3 separate regions of the Homo sapiens genome follow, and all the other regions are linked to region 1. The links are chromatin loops, found by intact Hi-C in ENCODE. Cell type or tissue: PC-9. All regions are shown on one strand.

Evidence for each region. A loop is a pair of places that touch in the nucleus more often than their neighbours do. Peaks named below come from ENCODE experiments on the same cell type or tissue, not always from the same donor. Only the 100,000 strongest peaks of a DNase experiment are listed, where the experiment ranks them.
Region 2: a loop joins it to region 1, with 2.9 times the contacts of the local background. A loop is called at or near these places in 3 of 110 quality-filtered maps.
Region 3: it touches region 1 in a loop (2.3-fold over the local background); 8 of 110 quality-filtered maps call a loop at or near these places.

What each region holds. Positions count from the first base shown.
Region 1 is chr7:122,882,853-122,890,852 of GRCh38, reverse strand. CADPS2 (calcium dependent secretion activator 2) reads left to right here and starts at 4,393. Exons shown (of 30, transcript NM_017954.11): 1 at 4,393-4,854. The coding sequence starts at 4,516. RefSeq lists silencers at 3,986-4,145, 4,156-4,315, 4,386-4,465, 4,476-4,525, 4,566-4,695 and an enhancer at 5,056-5,105. In PC-9, no CTCF peak of the experiment used is centred here; DNase peaks (open chromatin) are centred at 3,422, 4,292 and 6,432; H3K4me3 peaks cover 2,800 bases; H3K27ac peaks cover 1,139 bases.
Region 2 is chr7:122,215,477-122,223,476 of GRCh38, reverse strand. LOC102724527 (a long non-coding RNA gene) reads right to left here. Exons shown (of 6, transcript XR_007060500.1): 5 at 6,449-8,000; 6 at 4,200-5,335. Among named protein-coding and RNA genes, the nearest start is that of AASS, 75 kb to the right of the region's middle. In PC-9, CTCF peaks have their summits at 3,818 and 4,018 (motif pointing left); a DNase peak (open chromatin) is centred at 6,166.
Region 3 is chr7:123,363,583-123,371,582 of GRCh38, reverse strand. No RefSeq gene overlaps it. Among named protein-coding and RNA genes, the nearest start is that of IQUB, 170 kb to the left of the region's middle. In PC-9, a CTCF peak has its summit at 3,872; no DNase peak of the experiment used is centred here.

The DNA of each region.
Region 1 (8,000 bases):
CAACACAAAATTTCAAACAAATATTTTTATTTTATTTTTGTAAGTGCATATTTCTATGTGAGCTGACAGTTTTCCCATAGATGTTGCAAAACTGATTCTTCCATTTGTCCTAAAAAAGATTCCTCTTTCTGTTGTACAATAATTTTAGTTATAACTATACCACAAAAGATAATAGACTGTCCACTTTCAAGACACTTAAGGGATATTTTGAGAATTTTTCTCTAACAACACATGAGCATATATTATCATTATTGTTTAATTTGTTCTCCTGTCTATTTCATATGCATTCTCCCAGTGGGTAAATTATTAGCTTTTATGTATTCAGAATAATGCATAACCTAAAGTGGGAAACCAAAAAATGTCTGTTCTATGAAAAAAATGATTTCATCTATGAGTTGAAAGAGTTAACATTTACTTTGAGGCCAAATGCACAAACTAATTCTCATTCAGAAAACAGCCCACCTATGATATTCAGGTCACATACTTGTTTCCTTAAATATTATTGCCAAAACCACATTTTATATTCCATTTTATTACTGTGCATCCATCTTTCCTTAGCATAAGAGATGTTCCATTAAAAAGCAGTATAAATTCAATTTGTTTTTATGCTCACCTTGAAAAAAGTAAAAACGAATCATTGAATAAGTTTAAGTGTATTGTGTGCATTTATGCTGTGTGCCCAATATAGCCTTATGTTGGGCCTCATTTAATCAATGATTCCAGAGCATCAACCAACGTTATAATTACTTGAAAAGTTAATATGTAAGGTAGAAACTTGGCAAAACATTAGCGCAAGCACAAAATTAAAAACTTTAAAATTATTTGGGTACAATTAACTAATGATCAGATCTTCTTTTCAGGTTCCTTTTCTTCAAACCATCCCTTAATTAGAGGAGAGGCAAGGAAGTTTCATTGGCCCTCTTCTCACTCTGAACACATAATTTCTAGACCTTATCATCCATATGTGTACTTTAAGCTCCTCAAAGACCTGATGTTTCTCCAAACCTACCTGTCTTCTAGAAGATCATATTATATCTATTATTAATCAAGTTACACTATTCTGACAAGCATCTTCTATGCTTGACCCTCTTTGTCAGCACCTCATACATATTCTATTAATTCCTTTGTCCATCTCATCAGCTTTCCTCCTCCTCTTGTCCTCTCTCTTAAGTTCAAGGCCCATTGTTTCTCTCTCAGACGTCCCTAGTAATCTCCTCTTTATAGCTTGTCTCTGGTTTCATTGCCCTTATATTGCTCCAGATGGACTCTTAAGAGTTATGGATCACAGTATGTCTTACCTTACTTAAAACCCTTCTGTATTTCCCCATTTTCTTCAGGATATGTTTAAATTCCAAAGCATGGCACACAGACCCAATCCTGAATTTGCCTCTGCTTATTCTCTAGTCTCATTTTCCACATCTTCATATTACATACATTCTTCACTTCAGGCATGCCACTTTACTTGTAATTCTCCAAAGTGGCAAACAATTTCACATCTTTGCATTACTTCCTATCTACAGTGTCCTCATCTTGACAGCTCTAAATTATTCTTCAAGATATATGTCAAGCATCCTGGAAGACTTCTCTTACTGTATTAGTCTGTTTCCACACTGCTATTAAAGACAGTACCTAAGACAGGGTAATTTATAAACAACAGAGGTTTACTTGACTCAGAGTTCCGCATGGCTGGGGAGGCCTCAGGAAACTTACAGTCATGGCAGAAAGCAAAGGAGAACCAGACACCTTCTTCAGAAGGCAGCAAGAGAGAGAGAGAGAGAGAGATGGGGAAACTGCCACTTTTAAACCATAAACGTCTCGTGAGAATGCCCTCACTATCATAGAACAGCAGGGGGGAACTGCCCCCCATGATTTAATCACCTCCCACCAAGTCCCTCCCTCCACATGTGGGGATTACAATTAGAGATGAGATTTGGGTGGGGATATAGAGTCAAACCATATCACTTACTATCTTCTGAATGAAGTGTTTCTTCTCTGTATTGCCATTATCTTCCAGGTTATTGGAACACTCATCAGATTGCAATCCAAATATTGATTATTTTAAATAAATGTTTTTTTCATTTGTCATTCCTTAACTGATAAACTTCTTACGGCCTATATCTTGTTTTCCTAAATATATCCAGTATAGCTTTAGCATATGTTAGTTTCTTAATCAATGTATGTTTAATGATGCTTAAACATTCTCTTTGTTGTCTTTTAGATATTTCTTTAATTTATGCCTCTTAAGTCATCTTCATCTTCATGGAGAAAACACTGTATATTCTGCTCTAAAAATTATTAGATGTTTTCCTGTGGGATCCTCAAGGCTTGGAGATCTTTGACTTAATAACCACCTTTAATGGGAAAAGAATAAGTGATCACATCAAGTAATATTGATTAATAAAAGGAACTGAAAAATATACCTATTGTTGGCAAGAAAAGGGCAGTAAAGTTGCTATATTTAAATCATACATTTATGTCCCTAGAAATTTTTATTAGTTTAGTAAACCTCATACATTTATTATACTGTCTTATTATCAAGGCAAATTGCAGTAGAAAATGACACTATTTGGAACTAGAAAACTGTTTTGAGTCCTTATTCCATTAGGTGCTAGTTCTGTACCCTAAGGAAAGGATTCTTCAACTCTCAGGTTCCTTATTTGAACAATGGAACCTAAAATAAATGAGATAATGTATGTAAAGAGCTTAGTGCAGTATCTGGTTCAAAGGGCAATCAATAATAATACTACCTGCCTCAGAAAGCTATTACTTTGATGAGGGTATTAAACAATTTCACAGATCTTTGCAAAGTGCTAGATAAGCATCAGCTATTATGACAAGATTGCTATTTGTTTGCCTTGCCAAAAATAAAACATTGCCTTTAAATACATAGGTGTTTGAGATTTTCTATTTCTTGGCAGTTTGTGATCATCCCACAGCCATGCTCTTACTGAAGACCTTTTATTACTAGGGGGCCTGTTATGGATTAGGCAGAAAAATAGGTAAGACTCCTCAGGAGTAAATGCCTCCTTGTCTTTTACCCATCTAGAGAGAATGTCAGTAAGTGCAGAAGTCTCTCTTGTGTACCTAACTATATGAAAGTGGCCTGAAAAAGCTAAAACTGCTGTTTGACCATGGTGGTAGAGGAGCTCAGAGCTGGTAGTTAATTTGCCCTGTGTTATTTCCACTGAACTTCATCACCTCCCTGCCCACCTGGTCGCTGCACACTCCACCTGGTGTTGAATGCATTGTTTTGCCTATTTCCCCCTCTGTCAGGACTTAGGACATAAGATACAGAATTACTATAAGAAACTCCTAGGTGGTTCCAGCACTAGGACTGAGAAATCTGCGCAGATAAGGCAGGCTTCAGCGCAGCTACAAGACGCCGACTTGAGGCCAGAACCACCAGCGACTGAGTGTCATGTGCCTTAGTCACCGCGGGCTCCGCAAAAGGCTAACAGTGCTGGACACCGGGAGGGCGCTCAAATCTTTGTTGAATAAATGTCCACACTACACAACCTGTTTTGAGTCAACTGCATCCCAACCCAGAAAATAATCGAGATATGTTTGAGCTGAATCAGTATCATTTTGCACATATAAAATCTCTCTTGCCTTGAGTCTGCAGGACTAGAACAGTTTAAAAAGTAAGCCTCGTTGGTTTTCTTTTTTTTTTCATTACTCCGACTTTTATAATTTGGGCTTCAGCATGAGTATCAAAACGGCAGCAGAGCAGAGTGAGACTTTTCAAAGTCTTGTCGCAAAGATACTTCGTGGTGAAGGGCTCCAGTCCCGCTTTTCCGCGCTGGGGTTCAATCCTAGGCAGCCGATTCGGGTTGGGGAGATGTCTCGGCCGCTCCCCCTAACCTCTTGCTAGGGAACAGTCCCTCCCCGCTCCCCATTCCACCTCCACCTGCTGGAGAAAAGATCACAGGTGGTAGGGTGAGGGTAGTCGGAGCAGCCCCGGTGGACGCTTACACGGGCCATCGCGCTCGGCCGCTCCCCGCCTTTGCAAACTGTGTGCTAGGGCTCCAGGCGGGCCCGGGCAGCAGCGGCGGCGCGCGCACGCGCACTCCGCGGCCCCGCGCGGCTCTTCAACATTCAATTCCACGTGTTGCTTGTTGTAGGCGCCACAGGTTCCCCACCTGCGTCCGGGCGCTCGGGCGGCTCCGCCTCTGCCGGCGGGCTCTGGGGAACCGCTGGGTCGGCGCGCCCGGGGCTGGCGGAGCAATTCCTGAGGCGCCCAAGCTCACCCCCAACGCTAACTCCGCCTATTCAGTCCCGGCGGCTCCCCCTCTCCCCCCTCCCAATCCTCCTCCCGGCTCCTGCCCGCCCCTTTCGCCCTGGTGGTAGGAAACACTCCTGAATCTAACTCGACGTGTCCGGAAAGCCCTGGCCAGTTTTCCTTTCGTTCTGCGGCCGCTGCAGCCAGCCCCGCGGCTCCCTCAGACCCGCGGGCGCAGCCGCCGGGGGTGAGGCGCTTGGGGACCGCGGGCCGAGCGGCGGGGATCCCCGAGCACCATGCTGGACCCGTCTTCCAGCGAAGAGGAGTCGGACGAGGGGCTGGAAGAGGAAAGCCGCGATGTGCTGGTGGCAGCCGGCAGCTCGCAGCGAGCTCCTCCAGCCCCGACTCGGGAAGGGCGGCGGGACGCGCCGGGGCGCGCGGGCGGCGGCGGCGCGGCCAGATCTGTGAGCCCGAGCCCCTCTGTGCTCAGCGAGGGGCGAGACGAGCCCCAGCGGCAGCTGGACGATGAGCAGGAGCGGAGGATCCGCCTGCAGCTCTACGTCTTCGTCGTGAGGTGCATCGCGTACCCCTTCAACGCCAAGCAGCCCACCGACATGGCCCGGAGGCAGCAGAAGGTGAGTTGCGGGACCGGGCGCCTCCTACCACCACTTCTCCCTGGGTTTTTCTCCCGGGAGAGCTCTGGGACGCCTCCCGTCCTTCTGCGAAACGCAGGACACCGTATTTTTGTTAGTCTCTGAGGGCAGAGGAATCTTTGGGGACAAGACGGTGCTTTCACCCGCCGGGTATGCGGCTGCAGCGGACACCTCTTCTCCTCCTCCCCGCCTGGGCTGGCAGGAGCTGTCAGCTCACCATCCGTGAGACAGAGACCGACAGCGCCGGCCGCGCCGCGGTTGCACCCGGCAGGCGCAGCTCTGGCCGGATTAGAATGCAACTCCCATCAACTTTAATTTCCAACAGCACTGGTGCATTCCTGTCCACCTAGCCTGGCGTGATATTGCTAGAGCTGGGTTTGCCGAGGGTCTGAATGAGTGTTGTAGCTAGGCGAAACAGGTGGAGCCCGAGTACTTCTCTTAGCTAGAGTGAAGTCTTCACTTAAGAGGGGTAGAAATTTTCCTCAGTGAATAAAAAAGTTAAATTAATACGTTTCCTATATTGTCATACAACCAGGACATCAAATCCAAACACCGAGAAGGCATGCAGCTTTGTAAAGTGTTTGTGGGTAAGTAATTTCTGGTCTGGGCAGGCCTGATTAATGAAATATACTATTACTGATGAAAGATAAAGGATTGGTGCATGATCACTTCATAACAAATGCTTTCCAAATGCTTTTTTGGGGAACAAAATGCTTATTCTCCCCCAAAAGGTAAGAAGTTTGTTTCAGGTGAAAGGCTGGCCAACTTGAGTTTCAAAACAAGACCCCAGGGGCCTGATGTTCTGTACCAGACACGAGTAATGACTCAAATTGTCCTAAGTGGTTAAATGTTTACAATACAAACTCTAGGAAATCTTTTTAATAGAATGCTGAACCTGGAAGGTTCTGTAGAAATCGGTAACAGTTCCCTCAGTTTGTGACAAGACCTAGAGATCCAGAGAGATTGTAGTCTGCTCAAGGCATACCTACATGCACAGACATTTATTAGTTTTCTGAAATATTAACTTCAGTGTGTGAGGCATTTTTAGAAATTTGGAGAGGTTTTGAGTTGACTTCAACTATAACTGTAGTTCAGAGTAAATTCAGTCTCCCTACATTCTCCTACCCCCATTTAGATAACCTTTATTTTTTGAGGTATAATTGACATGTAAAAAGCTGTGCATACCACTCCACCCTAACTATTGGTGGTTTCATAGGTGTATAAGTATCATGGGGATAAGTACACACCTATAGTTAACACTATTGTATGCTTAAGATCTATCCTCTTAGAAAAAAATTTTAAGTGGTCTTACCCAACTTTTTAAAACACACACAAACTGAGCAACTATTTTGGAATCATTTATTCTCTGGGAATCCTTATGGAATATTTCCTTACAGCTGGAGATTAATAACAGATCCTTCAGGTAACCTAACCCTAGGTATTCAGTCACAGAATGGTAGGGAGACTCCTCATGTTGGAGAAGAGAAATAGGTCATAATAGCATTTCCCAATCCCAAACAAATTGGCACAGTTAAAACCACCATTACTCAGGTAAGTTTTGAATGCCCCGCGGTGTTTTTATGAGCCTGCTGCTCCACTCCTGTATGAATCCCATACTTCCTAATCAGCTGCTCTAATTGAGTCTGTTCTGAGGCAGTCACCCGTGGCCTCTTCTCAATTCTAGTCAAGCGACTGTCAGCTTCAATAGTCATTGTTAAAACTATTTTTTGTATATGTTGTGGTATGAGTTCATATCATCCAGTCTCTAGTTTTACCATTCATATTGCATTTAAGCCTATTTTTAATGATTAAAGTGTAAAAATAATGTTTGGTAAAATTAAGAGACTATTTTCTCCTTGGAATATTATCCTTGAAGATGCTTTTGCAAATTTACTATGAGTTGATTTATACTGTGAATACTTGTTGCATTTTGTTAATGAAGTGGACCCTCCCTTAGCTGTTCAAATAGTGCATTTTTCTCTGACTCCTTCTGTTTAAATATTTGTTCAAAATTATTTGAATTGGCAAGCAGGTGCATTCACAATACTACTGGGGAGACTATTGTTATAACCTTATCCAGGCATTACCAAAGATAATTTCAAACTACAAAAAAAGCAAAATACAACATATATTCTATGAAAAAAAATAGAATCCTTAGGAATTTCCACATTCTAAATGCTTAGAGCATTGAGCACAGGTTAACTTTTGTGAATTACTTTTATTTTTTATTAAGATGGATGCCAAATAGCCTAAGTATTTACTTTACTCAACCCTCCCCCACCTTTTAAAAAATGTGCTGCTTACTAAAGGGAGCTGGAGCAACTTTTGGCAGTCTGGTTTCCTCTTAGGGCAAAATGAAATGGGAATTTAACTATGTTTATGTGAATTTGATGCACAAGCTAATAAGTAATGCCAAAACTTACTTGAAGTCTTGCATTATACAGTTAGATTATCTAAAAGAAGTAACAAGGTAATTGCAAAATCACTAATCCGTTGTTTATTTTATTCTGTATCTTCAAGTAGTCAGGCATCCAGTAAAAAGATTTAATAGCTGAAATTGTTGTCATTGAAATGAATATTGCTGCTTACTCACTTCTCTCAACTTCAAGAATTTAGAGACCCAGAAATTGAGATCTGAAAGGGTCCTCATTTTATGAAGAAAATTAATCACAAAGATAAGATCTTTACCCAGGAGGCCAGGAGTCAGGTTTCTCTTTAGTCAAAGCCCGTTCACTATTAGAGCTGGTGAGTTTCTATGAACCAGAACTGAGCAGCAGTGTTATTTATTTATTTTTTTCACTTGGCTAAAATGGTCCACAAAGTTAGTAAGAGGTTGTGTCTATGAGCTATTTGAGAAAGCTTAGTAGCATTAAACACAGTTAACGAACACATGAATTTCTTTGCTTTTGTCTAGACTATTTCAATTTTGAGGAATAATAGTGGTCAGTTTATGACATTCAAGCCCTCTGATTGACCACTGATGGTTTTACAGAAAATTCTGGGGGTGCATATGGGCTACACACTGTGACAGAGTGCCTTTCCAGGTGCTACACCTCCTAAATGAACATATCCAGGGGTTCACACATGATATGAGTATGAACTAATAAACAGTGATTGAAAGTGATGTC
Region 2 (8,000 bases), 670 kb after region 1:
CCTGTATGGTCATCCCTTGAACTTCCGAGTTATTTTTTTAAGTTAGTCGGAACTGTCTTTCAGTTATTTTCAATCAAGAATCCTGAACAATATAGAAATACAATACAGACATTAAAGAAACACGTGAGGGAGCTTACAAAGCAACATAAAGCATCCATCCTCAAGAAATATGGAAGTCCATTTCTCTTTCTAGGTAGAATTACTCCAAGTTAGATGCATACAAACTGGAGAGGACTTCTGGGAGGAGATAATAAGCACCATACAATTAAAAAAAATCCTTGGAGATTGAGGTTTCATTGACCCTCAGTTATAAGGAACTCAAGCATTAATATAGGGGGAGGTCCTATTCATGACTAGCCTGTTTCATGTAACCTGAAGTTTCAACATATTTTCTGAACACTTCCAGCATATTTCCGGGGGTTCAGGAGATAAATTGAATTGAATAAAAATATGGAGTAAGAGAGTTGATTTTGGTACAGTGCTTGGAGTAAGAGATTGATTTAGTGAGGCAGTGTTACAGCAAGGCAAGAAGAGGCCTGGGGTAGAAGTGGCCTGCAGAGGGGGGCTTTCTTCTGCTGTTTCCTCTCCCTCTGCTTCCTACCTTCTCACTGGGAATGTCTTTTGGACATTGTAAATCTGTCTGCCAGACATATCTCCTGGCCACAGAGCTGAAAGCCTCAGCATCAAGGCTGCATTTCTTACTTCAAGACATTACATCATTACATCAAGACAATTATGTCAAATACATATAATTGTGTTTGAAACAAACATTAGAATCTATTAACTGAATACATTTTGGACCATGAGATTAGTTAATAAAACTTCTCCAGCCCAGAGCTAAGGCACAGAGCTGGCCAATTCCTATCTGAGTGAAGTGGAAGGCATGGAGAAATCTGGAACATGGAGAAGGACAAGTCCTTGTGGCCTCTGGCCTCTTTGGGGGCAACATAAGAGGGCATTATGAGAACAAGGGCATTAAGAATCTGGCTGATTTAGATTTGAATCATGATCCTATGTTTATCTGGGCAGTTACTAGGAACTCTGTATTCTCTTCTGTAAAATGAGGGTAATAATGATACATGTTTCACATAATGTTAAGAACATTTGATAAGGTTATGGCCATAGACCATGGTGCCTGGGCATAACTATAGATGCTCAGTATATGTTAACTCTTCTTATCATCATCATCCTTATCATCATCTCATGTTGATGTTGGTTTTATTATAACAGGAAATATATATACTTTAAGAAAGGGGCTGTGTTGAAGCAGATTGACTCACTTTTTAGGTTTGCTCCACACGCAATACTGTCTGCTTGAGAACCACATGGGGATTGGATGGGTAAGGTTGCTCCAGACCACAGTGATTTCAGAGAAGAGTAATAGAAAATTTTGCCACAGAGAAACAAACATCTCTCCTTGAAACATGTCCCATGTAACACAAGGAATTTCGCAGCCTTATTTTTGCCTTATCGCTACAACTATATTATGGCTTATAAATATCAACAGTATCTGAGTGCTTTATCTGGCCCAAATAAATGAATGTTTCTATTGCTACCAGTTTTTCTTCCTCGAATTACAAATGCCACAATGAACAGAAACATCTCTCTTGGAGCACTGTATGTGCTCAATCACATTCTGTTGTTCTCCACCACCCCCAAACATCCAGATGAAATGTAAAATACTCAGTCCATGAATATTGGGAAGCATTGATTTGTATTACTGTGAAGCCAAAATATTTAGATGCAAGGGTTGGGACTTTCTCCTTTATTCTTGCTCAGAAATGCACAAACTTAACCAGAGTCTAGATCTCGAGTCCCATAGAAGCCAATTAGCTTCCATATTCAGATGTTTTCAACAGAATTATTTATATATGTATAAAAGCACAACACAGGATAATGAACGCAACTTTTGTGTTCATATGGACTTTGATTTGACTTTTATTTCATACACTCACTAAACATGTGGAATCTGTCCATTTACCATAGCTCTTTGAGACTCATTAATCTCATCTACAGGATGGAGAGAATCAACTCTGCCATGGCCAGGGGATACGAGGGGCATATCAAAACACTGTGATTTCCATGTAAAACCTGAGAAGAACTGGGAAGAAGAAGAGGTTTTCCTTACAAGAAGGACTGGAGAATAGATATGGCAACTAGGAGAATTAAGGCAATCACACTAATTTATGTCTCTTACACCCTGTGGCCCAGCAATTTCATTTCTAGGACTTTACCCACAGACATATACTCATATGTATAAAAAAATGCTTATGCAGTGATGATCACTGCAGTACTGTTGTTAAAAAGCTTTCTAAACTAAATCCAATGTCCATATATTGGATATTGGTGAATTAAATCACAGCAAAACCATTCAATGAACCACTGTGCTGCAGATAATAAAGTGAGGTAAGTGTGTGTGTGTGTGTGTGTGTATATATATATATATATATATATATATATATATATATATATGGTGGCATAGAGCAATGTCCAAAGATATAAAGTTAAGCCAATAAAGTAATTTGCAGAAGAATATTATATTACAATCCCATTTGTATAAAATGTGTATCCGTATCAATCTATCAACAGTAGTATTTACTAGGATGAGAAAGTTATCTGGGAATTTCACTATATTATCCATTTTAGAAATGATGGATTTCATTACAATGACAATGCATATTTTTGCCATAAGGAAATATAAAGATTTAACCTAAAAAGTCATATTTTTTCCAACCAATGAAGATGAGAAAGCCATTGAAGGACTTTGAACAACAGAGTGATACATCACATTTAACAGGATCACTGTGGTAGCTGTGTTGACAGTGGTTGGGGGAAGCAAGGTGGTAGCAGCAAGACCAGTTATGACACCATTGAAATAACCAAGGCAAGAAGTGATTGTGGCTTAGACTGGAGTTATAGTAGAGGAAGTGGAGTGAAGTGACCTGTACTGTGCATGTTTGAAGACAGTCAATGAGCTCTGCTAGTGGATTGGGTCTGCAATGTGAGAAAAACAGAGGAGTCAAGGACAATTACAAATATTTTTGGTCTAATTGCTTGTTTTATGTTTGTTTGTTTTTAAGACGAAGTCTTGCTCTGTTGCCCAGGCTGCCGTGCTGTGGCATGATCTCGTGCTCACTGCAACCTCTAGGGCTCAAACGATTCTCCTGCCTCAGCCTCCCGGTAGCTGAGATTACAGGCATCCGCCACAACGCCCAGCTAATGGTCTGCTCAATTGGAAGAAAGTAGTAGTCTCACAAGGTTCTTATCTTGCCTTCCATTGTATTATACTCTTCTGGTTTTCCTCCTTCTCTTGTGCACTTAATTTTTGAGTGGTAGTGTGTGCAAAGACTGGTTATGATGCACAATCAGCCAGCATATACAATTTGGGATTCAATGTATAAATTCCCTTCAGAGGGAAGAGGAAAGAGGAAGCCTGAGCCAGGAACTCATCTTCCAGGAACTGCATCTTGAAGGCTTATTACCTTCAAGTGACGGCCATACTGATATGAAAATTATGGACCATGGCAAGACTAGAAAACTCACCAAGGGCATGAAACATCAGAGTGAACTCTCAGAGTAGATTGTCCAAGAAAATAGATGGTTGCAGTAAGCTTTAGGTATTCTCCAACCTGAAATCTTATGACTGGAGCATATTTGCATTACTTTCTTTGTCTTGATACTACAAGTTTCCTAGAATTTGCTGTGACTCATGTATTTGAACAGTTTTCCTTTGGTTTACACAATTTCAAGTTTAAACACCCATTGATGTTATTACATACAATACACTTTCAGTCAGCACTTTAGAATTGTAATCTTCATTTATGCACATAATTTGTTTCTTCAGTTACAAACATGTGGTGCAATTATGTTGGTTTTTATCATTGACTTGGGAATTAGGGTTTGTATTTATGTGATTAAAGTATTCAGTTTTTGAGTAAGTTCTGTAACTTAAATATTTGCTGTGCACCAGTCATAGTTTAAATGGAAAATCAACTTTAAAAGGTAAAATTTGGTGCCATCCAGTGTCATCATTGTGAATTGCAGCATAAGCACAATTGTGAGGAAAATAATTTCAAATGGAAACTAACTACAATTTGCAGAAATACCAATAATGATTTTAAAATAGTATAAATTTGAAATTAAATTTAACTGCAACATGAGATAATATAGAAAAAACCATGGAATTAAGAGAATTGAAACATGTTCTGGAATTGCTTTATTTATAAAATGGGAATATGTTACCTACATGGTAGACAAGAGCTAGAAAAATTTTTTTTATAAGGTCTAAATACCAAACACATACTGTACTTGACATCTACTACATTAGACATATATTATCTTTATATTACACTATGTTAAATAAAATCTTTATATATTGCAAAGAAATTAATATTTGGTTCAACTTATAGGGCATTACACAAGTCTGAACTTTTGAAAGTCATTCACAGGACAAAATATGGGGCACATTTCTGTAGATGCTAAAATTAAGAAGGAAAATTTCTACTAAGTATAGATTTTTGGTCTTCTCACAGAAGTTTTCGGTTGTTCAGGTGCAGTAACAATGGTATATATTTAAAACACTTAATTGAATATGAGATATTCTGTTAGCAAGACTACCTGGTCATGACTTGTGTTAGTTAGGTAATAGGTTTGGCTGTTGAAAGAGACCCTGTAATAACTGTGGTTTAAATGAAATAGAGAAATTGTTCTCTTTCATGTTAAAGCCTGGGCAGGCAATTCAGGACTATGGGACCCACAAAATTATCTGGGATCCAGGCTCCTTCTACTTGTGGTTCTGGGGCCTTGAATACATAGCTTCTCTCTCATGTTCCATGATGACTGCTCTGTTCCTCTTCTCATTCACAGCTTTATCTGCACTTACCATCCTTAAAACCATATGAGGCAAATGGGCAGAGGAGGATGCTCAGAGCTGATTGTATGGTTCACATCTTACTCTGCCCCTAAAATTTGTGCCCCTTTTCTGTGAACGTTTCTGCTCCTGATGGAATATCTGGTACAAAAATAATATTCATATATTCTTCTAACAATGAAACATACATACACTAATTTATTGGTTTATGCCAATATTAAGAAGAAACATAAAATAATACATCTTATTTAGTTAGTTATACATAGTAATATTAAGGGAAGTAAATCAATGCAATTTGTTCCATTAGACCAGTGGCTCCAAAGCAGTAGTTCTCAACTTTGGCTATACATTATAATCACTTAGGGAGCTTTAAAAATACTTGTACCTGAATCCAGCAATCCAAGTTTCTGATTTAATGGATCTAAGATGCAATTTGGTCTGCAGCGGTTTCTTCCCCAGGTGATTCTAAGTACAGCAAGATTGAGAATCGTTGTAGATCGTGGTGCAGAACAGGGTCACCTGAGGAGCTTCTGAGCTTCATCTGTGCCTTCCCACCCCCCCACTCCCCATTTCATTATGACACAATTAACCTGGAGTGGCGTCCAGGCATCAATATTTTTTAAAAATTTCCCCAAGTGAATCTAATTGTAGTTGGGGCAGAGAACCAGTGTTAAATATGAAAGAGAGTTTCTTTTATGATTTTTTTTGTTACCGTATGTATTGGCACTTATGCTTGAATTTATAGCTCTTCTGTCGAATTAAATGAGCAGTTTCTGCTATAGGAAAACTACAGCTATATTGAAATTTAGCTCTCCTTATATGAGCATCTCATTAAAATCTCAAATTTTACCCAGGTTTAGCTGGAATGCTAAACTAATGTCAAAAATAAAATTAACTATCATTTTACACATTTGTGTTTAGGTAGAATTTCCTAACATTTTCCATTGCTATGTATTTTTAAACAACTTGATTACATTTAAATGCAAAACTTTACTTTATCATTCGAAGATCTCATAAAGAGACAATTTTATTGTTGGAAGGACGTCTCAGCAGCCATAGCCTTTTCTACTATTGCCAACACTTAGAATATTCTGGGTTGGGCCGGGAATTCGATATTCTTTTTGCCACTCACATTTCCTCTCTACATATTCTTCTATATCAGATAGCCCAGATACAGTATCATCTGACTGTTGCAAAGCCAGTTGTACTGTACTCAGAATCTTGACCCAACCAGGAGTTTAGCCATGAAGTCGTTGGCTCATGTCATCTTTGTACTCCAGACAGGATTAACTTGTATGTTTGTGTGTTGCAATTATACAAACAAGGTGAGTCATGGATTACTTGGAGCATTTTCAGTTTTGGGGCTTTCAACTTCAGGCCTTTGTGTTCAAATTCCCTTGTACTGTAGCTCCAGCTCTATGTGATACTTAACATATGGAAGTGTGACTGATGAATGCATGAGGACAGTCTCTGAAGGGACCCACAATGACGTGCCCCCTGCTAGTGACCTATGAATCAGGTAACTCCAACTGAGCCAAAAAAAAAAAAAATTCACATATATTTTTGGAAAGCACTTACCAGAGCCTATGATTTCCTTGCATCTTGGATTTCCATGTTGGGGACCAAGAATTTCTTTTTCTGTTACAATAATTAAAATGAATCCCATTAGAGACTTTTGAATACTTGCATAAAATTGGATGGGTTCTTTAAGAAGTATTTTAAAGAAATCCTGTAGTACAGTGTGCAGAATGCATATCCCATTGGGGCCTTATTAAACGATGCCACACGTTAGGGGGACACCTACCCCTCCTTTTCATGTTTTCATAGAAGGAAGGACATTTTCAACTATTTCATTCCCAAGGAGAAAAAGCCCAGAAAAGAGATACTTCCAGCTTTTCCCTGTCCTTTGGCTTTCTTCTCTGTACTGGAAGTAGGTTGACTTATCTGACCACTTTCTTTGAAGAAGAAATTGAATATGGTTGGCTCTACTCCTTCTGTTCTCTCTCTTTTTTTTTTTTTTTTTTTCAGATCAGACTTTGCACGAAGGAGTTGTGTCCTGCTTCTCTCCACAGTGAAATGTACTGAGATAGGCTTTGTCCTTAAATCCATGTCTACCAAACTCAAGTGCTTCCCAGCGATCTTACCTTTTTTCTAGTCCATCCACACTCCTACTCTCCTAGATGAGTATTTCTTTATCTTCTCTTTTCAAACTCCCTTCCCAAACCACGTTATTAGCTGAACACCTTGTTCCTTTCTTCACTGAGAAAATAGAAGTAATCAGCAAAGAACTTCCACAGATTCCCATTACCAAATCTACTAATCCATCTATACCTAAACTCATATAACTGCCTTTCTTTCATTTACACGTAAACAGCCTACATTCCAATCCAAGACCTATCTACTTGTGCTCTAGATCCCATTCATCTTTCCAAGGGCATTGCTTTAGCAGTTTTCCCCAATCATTAATTTCTTTTATTGATCTACTTAATCATTTATATCAGCTGATATACTTTGTACATTCATCCCTGCCCACATTTCATGTTGAATTGTAATCCCCAGTGTTGGAAGTGGGGCCAGCCGGAGGTGGTCACAGGGGCAGATTTCTCATGAATGGTTTAGCACCATCCTTTTTGTGCTGTTCTTGTGATAGTGAACTCTCAGGAGGTCTGGTCATTTAAAAGTGTGTGGCACCTCTCTTGACCCACTGGCTCTCTCACTTGCTCCTCCTTTTGCTGTGTGATGTGCCTGGTCTCCCTTCATCTTCTGCCATGATTGTAAGCTTCCTGAGGCCTCCTTAGAAACTTAGGAGATGACAGTACTATGCTTCCTGTACAGTCTGCAGAACCATAAGCTGATTAAACCCCTTTTCTTATAAATAACCCTGTCTCAGTTATTTCCTTATAGCAATGCAAGAACGGCCTGATACATCAGCATATAAACATACTGTAACATTTCCCACCTAAAAATATAGGTGTTTTATATCCCATATCTCCCACCAGCTTCTACCGTTTCCCTGCTACTCTTGACACTAGAATTTCTGAGAAAAGTGGACTGCATTTTTAGTCTCCACTTTCCTCTCCTCTCATTTTCTAATGAGTCAGCTCTAGTTAAGCTTTCGCCTCCATCACTC
Region 3 (8,000 bases), 480 kb before region 1:
AATTCTGAGCTTGTCCACCCCCTTTGGTATCTGTCCCCAACTCCACACCGCAGAGAGACTGCTTGAGTTTAGCAACACTTTTAGAAAAAAAAGTAAATCTTTGATGATTTAACCAATAATTTCTTAAAGTCTCTTTTCCTATTTAGAAAATATTATTTGCCATCTTTAGCTTGACTTTATTTGGTTTTATTTGTTGGTAGAGAAATGGCAATTGAGATGTGAGAAAGTAGGACTGATTTTGGAACTGTGAGACAGACAAAATCAGTGGTTGCCAACCATACCATCCCCAACGCCCCTTTTATAAAAAATAATTTGCAATATCCCTTTTGCTACCCTTAAATGATAATACATAATTTTGCAAACCAATCAATAAAATATCTTAAACTAAAATATAAACGATAAATACAAGGAAAGTGATTTATAATAAATAATGCCACTGCAATATGTAAACAATTAGGGATGACTGTATTAAAAGATATAACAGAGAAGTATGATTGCATTTACGAAGAATCACTACAAACAAAATGACCACAGATATAGATCGGCACACACGCTGTATTAGTGATTCAACTTCCACAAACAACATTGCTGTCTATGATATATTTACGTGAAATGGTGATATTTTCTTTGTAAAATTCTGAAGAACGCAAAGTAAAATAATTCCCCTAATTTGCATGGTAGTAGCATTCTTGGGAAAATTTGGCATGATTAAAATTGTGTAAAAAGTACTTCATGTATTTTTGTCATGAGGAGGTTGATTCTAGGCTTAGATAATGATAAGTGAAGTTTTTCACCTATTTAATGTCAGGCACATTATTCACAGATTCTGTCGAATGTGGCACAATTCTTCATTTATCTGGACTGCCCAGTGCATTGCACTCTGGCTTGTACCCACCAAATTCAATAGCACCTTTCAATCACTGACAGCCAAAAATACTGCTTCCAACCACACAGCATTTTAGAACTCCTTTATGGCTATGGGACAGTACCTGCCTGTTGAGAGTCACTGGTCCCAATAAACAGCAGTGGGCTCAGCAGCTGTGATGGGCCTCCAGCCTACCTGTGTCATCACATACTCTTTGTGCCATCATGACTCTGTCATTACTCACTTTAATTCTTACATTATCTGTATCCTATGTGCTTTTTAAGATTAAGAATAGTAATTGGAAGACCGGAAAGAATCTTTGGCATCTGCCATTTTCACTGGATTAAGATCGCTAACGATGAGAAAACTTTTTGAAATGGGCCTATTTGTGGAGCTTACACATTTTTCTGTGGGTTCTTAAACCTCCATGAGAAGGTTAAATCTAGATGAATGGTTGGAGTTGGGGGTTACACTTAGAGGGTCTTATTTATGTCCACCAAGGGAAATAAACAGGGATAATTGGTTGAGGAATCCATGTCAGAGCCATAAGCCAGGAGCCAAAGAGATCAGATACAAATGCCAGATCCAAAGTGGGAAAAGTAAGCTTAAAAAAATGAGTCTGAGGCCAAGAATCAGGATAAAAAGATGAACTGTACTGAAGCAGGAGATGAGGAACAAAAGAAGAGGGGCCCAAAGAGATTTTGGTGTTTGTAGTTTGTGTTTATGGGACAGTAGGTATGTAGCTCACCCTTGGACGAAACCATATTAAAGTAGAGTTGGAACAGACACCTTTCAATCACTAGCATATAGGCGGTTTTATACAGATGTGACATAGAAGGCAGGTCTGTTGACCATATATTTTAACAAATTGCTAAATGGAAGTTTGTTTGGCTCATGGTTCCGCAGACTATGCAAAAAACATTGTGCCAGCATTCGCTCCTCTTGAGGGCTTTAGGAAGCTTCTGTCATGGTAGAAGCGGATGGGGAGCTGGTGTGTCATGGGGAGAGAGGAGAATGTGAGATAGAGAGAGGGAAGGGATACAGTGTTCTTTTGAACAAACAGCTCTTGCGTGACCAAATAGAGTGAGAACTCACTCATTACCTCAGGACAGTACAAAGCTATTCATGAGGGATCTGCCCCCGTGACCCAAACACCTCCCACTAGGCCCCAACTCCAACATTGGGGATTGCATTTTAACGTGAGATTTGTAGGGGTCAAATATTCAAACTATATCAGGGTGCTTACACTCAATCAGTTCAGCTCTTTTAAATACCAAGACTCTTTGAAGGCTCTTACCACATTCTTCTAAGGTATCTACCTCTTTCCCTCAGGTTGTGGTTGTGAACCTCAGCAAGGCTGTAGTTCTCAATACCACCAACTTCCACAGGCCCAAATCGGTTCATTTATGGGATTCCTATTCTACATACCTTGGGAATGGGAAAGTGGAACTTTAGGGGGTAATGGGGTAGTGGTGGAGGTGTGGTGGTACTTATATGGAGTTCTGCCAAAACTGTACATCTCAATAAGCCCTTCAAAGAAGAGTTGGTCCTGGTAGTTGTAAGTCGTCTGATCTTAAATATGAGTAGTGTGTGCCCAGCATGAATCTTAGTGGTCAATTTCTGGCAAACAAAATCCCATGTGTTATCCGACACCATCCTATTTATACGTATATGTCAAGGTAACATTTTGGGGTATTTCAGTAAGTTTTAAGAAACATGTCTTCATGTGATTTAAATCTCATTAGTAGCATGTTTGTGAACTAATTAACTGACTTTCCAGGATGGGCTTTTTGATAGCATGTAGGTATAAATGTATAAAAATTCCCTAAAGGACCATAAATAAATTTATTTCCTTCATTGTTACTACATGATCTTTAATGTCAACTGGTTATCTAACAAAGGTCTTCTTGTAGTAGACACACAAAAATAAAGTTTAGAAAATAAGACCCATAGAAAAAGATTAAAGGGTTATTCAGAAAAACTGAGAACCATCTTGGTGATCATCCTCAAGAATAAAGAGAATATTGGTGAATTATTCTTCATAAGGAATAGAAAGAAGAGTGAATAAAGTGTTAACGGCAGTACTTGAATAGGTCAGAAATTCCAGCCCCTTGGAAACTGTCAAGGATTGCATTGGCAATGACAGATGTTTGGTATTGTTCTCTCTAGATTAAAACAGGATAATTCCCTCATCTGTTTGCTGTGATCTGGGACATGTTAACTAAAGCAGGTAGACAAATTTGATAGCTTTACTAAAGTTCAGTCAACTGTTGTTAGAAAACCCTCTGTTCTTCAAAATAACAGATGTTGGTGAAGCTTCAGAGAGAAGGGAATGCTTACACACTGTTCGTGCTAATGTAAATTAGTTCAGCCACTGTGGAAAGCAGTTTGGAGATTTCTTAAAGAACTTAAAACTGTGATTCAACCCAGCAATCCCATTACTAGGTATATACACAAAGGAACATAAATCATTATACCAAAGAGACACATGCACTCTTATGTTTATCGCAATACTATTCGCAATAGCAAAAACATGGAATCAACCTAGTGCCTATCAATAGTGGATTGGATAAAGAAAATATGGTACATATACACCATGGAATACTACATGGCCATAAAAAGAATGAAATCATGTCCTTTGCAGCAACATGGAGGCAGCTGAGGGCCATCATCCTAAGCGAATTAATGCAGGAACAGAAAACCAAATACTGCATGTTCTCACTTACAAGTGGAAGCTAAACATTGGGTACATATGGACATAAAGATGGGAACAATAGACACGGGGTCTACTAGAGTGGGGGACAAGGGCTGAAAAACTACCTATTGGATAATATGTTCACTACCTGGATTAAAGAATCATTTGTACACCAAATCTCAGTGTCATGCAATATGCCCATGCAACAAACCTGTACATGTTAGTCCCTGAACCTAAAATAAAAGTTGAAATTACGTAAATGCATTAAAAAAGAAAACTTCTGTAATTCTTAGAACAGCCTCTGGAGGTCAGGGTTGAGGCATGGCGCACAGCTAAGCTCCCCAACTCGCTGCCTAGCCAGTCAAAATAAGGCAGACACTAATACTTTGGTTCTCCATCTGGTACCATTCATGAGCTCTAAGTTTGTTTACTCAAAAACTGTATTTAAACTAATAAATTAATGTGCTGCTATTGAAGATTTGAAAATACATTTAGCTTATACATTTAAGTAAGAGTCCATATTAATTTCTTTAAAACAAATAAGGTAGAGCTTTAAGAACATTTTTAAAAAATCTATGTAGACCTTGAAATGTGTAAAGATTTGTAAAATCACGTATCTTAAAAGTTAAAGTACTTCAACTTTAATAGGATCATTTGAAGTTTTCTCACGTTCCTAAAATTTAGGGTTGCAATCATTCTCTTAATTCAAAAGCATTTGAAAGCTCTCCAAATAATATTAAAATCATTTGGAACAAGACAGAATAATTTACCATTATTATTGTACTTCAGTGGTTTTTCAGCCCCAGTTCAGAGGATGGCAGGCAGCCAAAAGACATCCTCTACACCGTTTCTCCTGAGCATCAGCAATCCAAAATTCAGGCAAGTTAGAGGAGGGTTCGTCTAAAGTGCTTTGCAATGTTTTGGAGCTACCATCTTTCCTGTTCTCTGGTTATTTTCTGATTTCTTCCATTTTTGATTTTTTAAACAGTGCTCCCAGATATCCTTGAATATTTGGGGAAAATATGAAAGGTAATATTACCTTTTTAAACATCTAAGTGTGAAATTGCTATATTTGGTTGTATATTTCAAGCTGCTTCCAAATATTATTGAGAAAGAATATGCTCTGGTAATAAACATTAGTTTACCCTGAGACAAGTGTGTTGTTCTTTACATTAGATGATCTTGCTGAACCCTTCTGGGACTGAATTGTCCCTGGCAACTTGCTGTGAGCCATCTGCTTGTTCTCACACTTTCATGCTACATTTTTCATGAATAGAATGGGTTAATTAAATTGGGTTTGTGGAAGCTGAAATAGTAAACAAATTAAATTTCCAAATAAAACTAAAAATCTATGATGCCATTTAAAAATAACCTGTACTTAATTTGTTTAAAACCTGGAGCGGTGGCTCACACCTGTAATTCTGGCACTTTGGGAGGCCTGGGTGGGCAGATTTTTTCAGTCCAGGAGTTTGAGACCAGGCTGGGCAACATGACAAAGCTCCAATCTCTAGAAAAAATACAAAAATTAGCTGGGCATGCTGGCGTGCACCTGTGGTCCCAGCTACTCGGGAGACTGAGGTGGGAGGATTGCTTGAGCACAGGAGGTTGAGGCTGCAATGAGCCAAGACCACCCCATTCTACTACAGCCTAGGTGACAGAGCAAGACCCTGTGTAAAAAAAAAAATTGTTCGGAGATATTAAAAGAAAAATTTTGAAGACTGTTATTCTTCCTGTTATTTTCACATATAGTGGAACACATATTAGATGAGTCATTCTTTATTCAATGTTTATCTGTCGTGGCAAAAATTATTTGAATACAACTTGGGTTTATTCAAAATGAAAAAAACAATGTTCACTTTGCCTCAGGATAGCAACTCTTTCTAATCTTATTTTTTAACCTAAAAGTAAAGACAGTGCATGTCAACCTGATATCCAACTATCTTTCCTGTGGGTGTTTTTTCTTTTTTTTTTTTGTCTTGTTAGATGGGATGGCTTCGTTTATTTCTACTTTTTCCTAGCAGTTGAAACTTCCACTCATCAAAGTAGTGGTTGCTTATCTACTACCCCAAGCAGATAGATGCATGTACACCCCAAAAGCATATCAAGCTGAACATATTCAATTTCTCATATTAGACTGATTTGGGAGACTAAAGAAGGTTTGGGGCCAAGACTAGCCGATTTGAGGTTAATTAAATCTACATAAAGTAATTATTTACCTCTGGTGAATATAGTGCTTCTAAGGGATGTAGCTGCAGTGAGGATTGAAAGGCATGAGTTTCGGCCGGGCGCGGTGGCTCAAGCCTGTAATCCCAGCACTTTGGGAGGCCGAGGTGGGCGGATCACGAGGTCAGGAGTTCGAGACCATCCTGGCCAACATGGTGAAACCCCGTCTCTACTAAAAATACAAAAAAATTAGCCTGGCATGGTGGCGGGCACCTGTAGTCCCAGCTACTCAGGAGGCTGAGGCAGGAGAATGGCGTGAACCCGGGAGGCGGAGCTTGCATTGAGCCGAGATCACGCCACTACACTCCAGCCTGGGTGACAGAGTGAGACTCCGTCTCAAAAAAAAGAAAGGCATGAGTTTCTTCCCTCAGTGCAATTAAAATGGGAATGAGGGTGGGGCTATAGTAAGCTCTAGATAGACAGTTGGGAAGTCCCACCTTATTTCTAGGAGACGTGATAAAAGGCAAATTCTGAAACCTCTGGCAAATCTTCCATTCATTGGAAATATTAAGCATTTGGGTTTGCTAATTAGTAAAATATCATGTGGCTCCAAACTTCTGCAATTTTTGAAAAGGCAACTAGCCATAGATTTTGGTAGTTGTGTCTAAGTAGATTACAAATTGAGCATTTCTGCCTGCCCAGGAGGCACGGCCTGGGGTTCGCTGCCCCAAATGTCTCAAATGTTGGTGTTGTGACAGCTGGTATCACTTTGTCCCATAGAGAGTCCTTGTGTTTCCAGACATGGGAGCCCTGTAACATTTTTGGAGTAACTCTCTTTCACTTACTGATTGATTTCAATCCACTTTCTCTTCTAAAATGATGCCTGGTGCATATTAGTCAAATTAAGTGGACTACAAATTTGTCTTTCTTAAAACATCAATATGAATATATGGGTAATTTATCCTTTGTAAAGTGAGACCAATATAATAGAAATTCATCCTAAATATGCACGCAAAAAAGATGAGAGTAATGGTGTTTAATCTTAAAAATTAACATTTGTGGAAGTAATGAGGAAAGTGTGAATTAAAAGGGAAAGCTGCTTTTGACCTGGGTTTCAAGAGTGTCTGCTTCTGGATGGGGTCAACATATATCCTCCAATTTGCAGATACAGAAACCCAATTTTCTCATTTTAGTCAGGAGTAAGTAAATTCTGGGAGAGACTGAGTCATCCTGAAGGAATTCATTTATATATAAGAATGCCAATTTTTATAATAAAATTTAAGAAATCAATTAGAATCCCACTTGATCTGGTTAGTAAATTGTGTTTCCTATAAAAAAGTTTCTTTATGAAATTAAATCAATATTGGAATACTTGGTAACTATGACATTATAAAATGGGGAGTCGCACAGCCTTCTGGGACAGTTCAAATAATAATAAAATTAAGGAGTATCGTCATCCATCTCTACTACAGGACTTTTTTTTTTTTTTTTTTTTTTGAGATGGAGTCTTGATCTGTCGCCCAGGCTGGAGTGCAGTGGTGTGATATCGGCTCACTGCAACCTCCGCCTCCCGGGTTCATGCAATTCTCCTGCCTCAGCCTCCCGAGTAGCTGGGACTACAGGTGGGCACCACCACGCGGGGCTAATTTTTTGTATTTTAGTAGAGACAGAGTCTCACCGTGTTGCCCAGGCTGGTTGTGAACTCCTGAGCTCAGGCAATCTGCCCACCTCGGCCTCCCAAAGGTCTGGGATTAAGGCGTGAGCCACAGCGCCTGGCCAGGACTTTATTTATTTCTAAATGAATCTTAAAGGGTCTTTTAGACAGTGATGGTGACACACTAGTGATTTTTTTTTTAACTATTGAATCTGTATATTTATAAGGAATTACCAATCACCGTAAACTTTAGTCCAATGGTACTGTACTTTCTCGTAAAAGATGTAGTATTTTTCTTTTTCTTTTTTTTGAGACAGAATCTTGCTCTGTCGCCCAGGCTGGTGTGCAGTGGCGCGATCTCAGCTCACTGCAACCTCCGCCTCCAGGGTTCAAGTGATCTTCTGCCTCAGCCTCCCTGGTAGCTGGGATTATAGGGCGCCCACCACCACGCCTGGCTAATTTTTTGTATTTTTTAGTAGAGACGGAGTTTAACCGTGTTAGCCGGGATGGTCTCCATCTCCTGACCTTGTGATCTCCCCGCCTCAGCCTCCCAAAGTGCTGGGATTACAGGCGTGAGCCACTGCGCCCGGCCAAGATGTAGGTTTTTTCAAGATTGTAGTTCT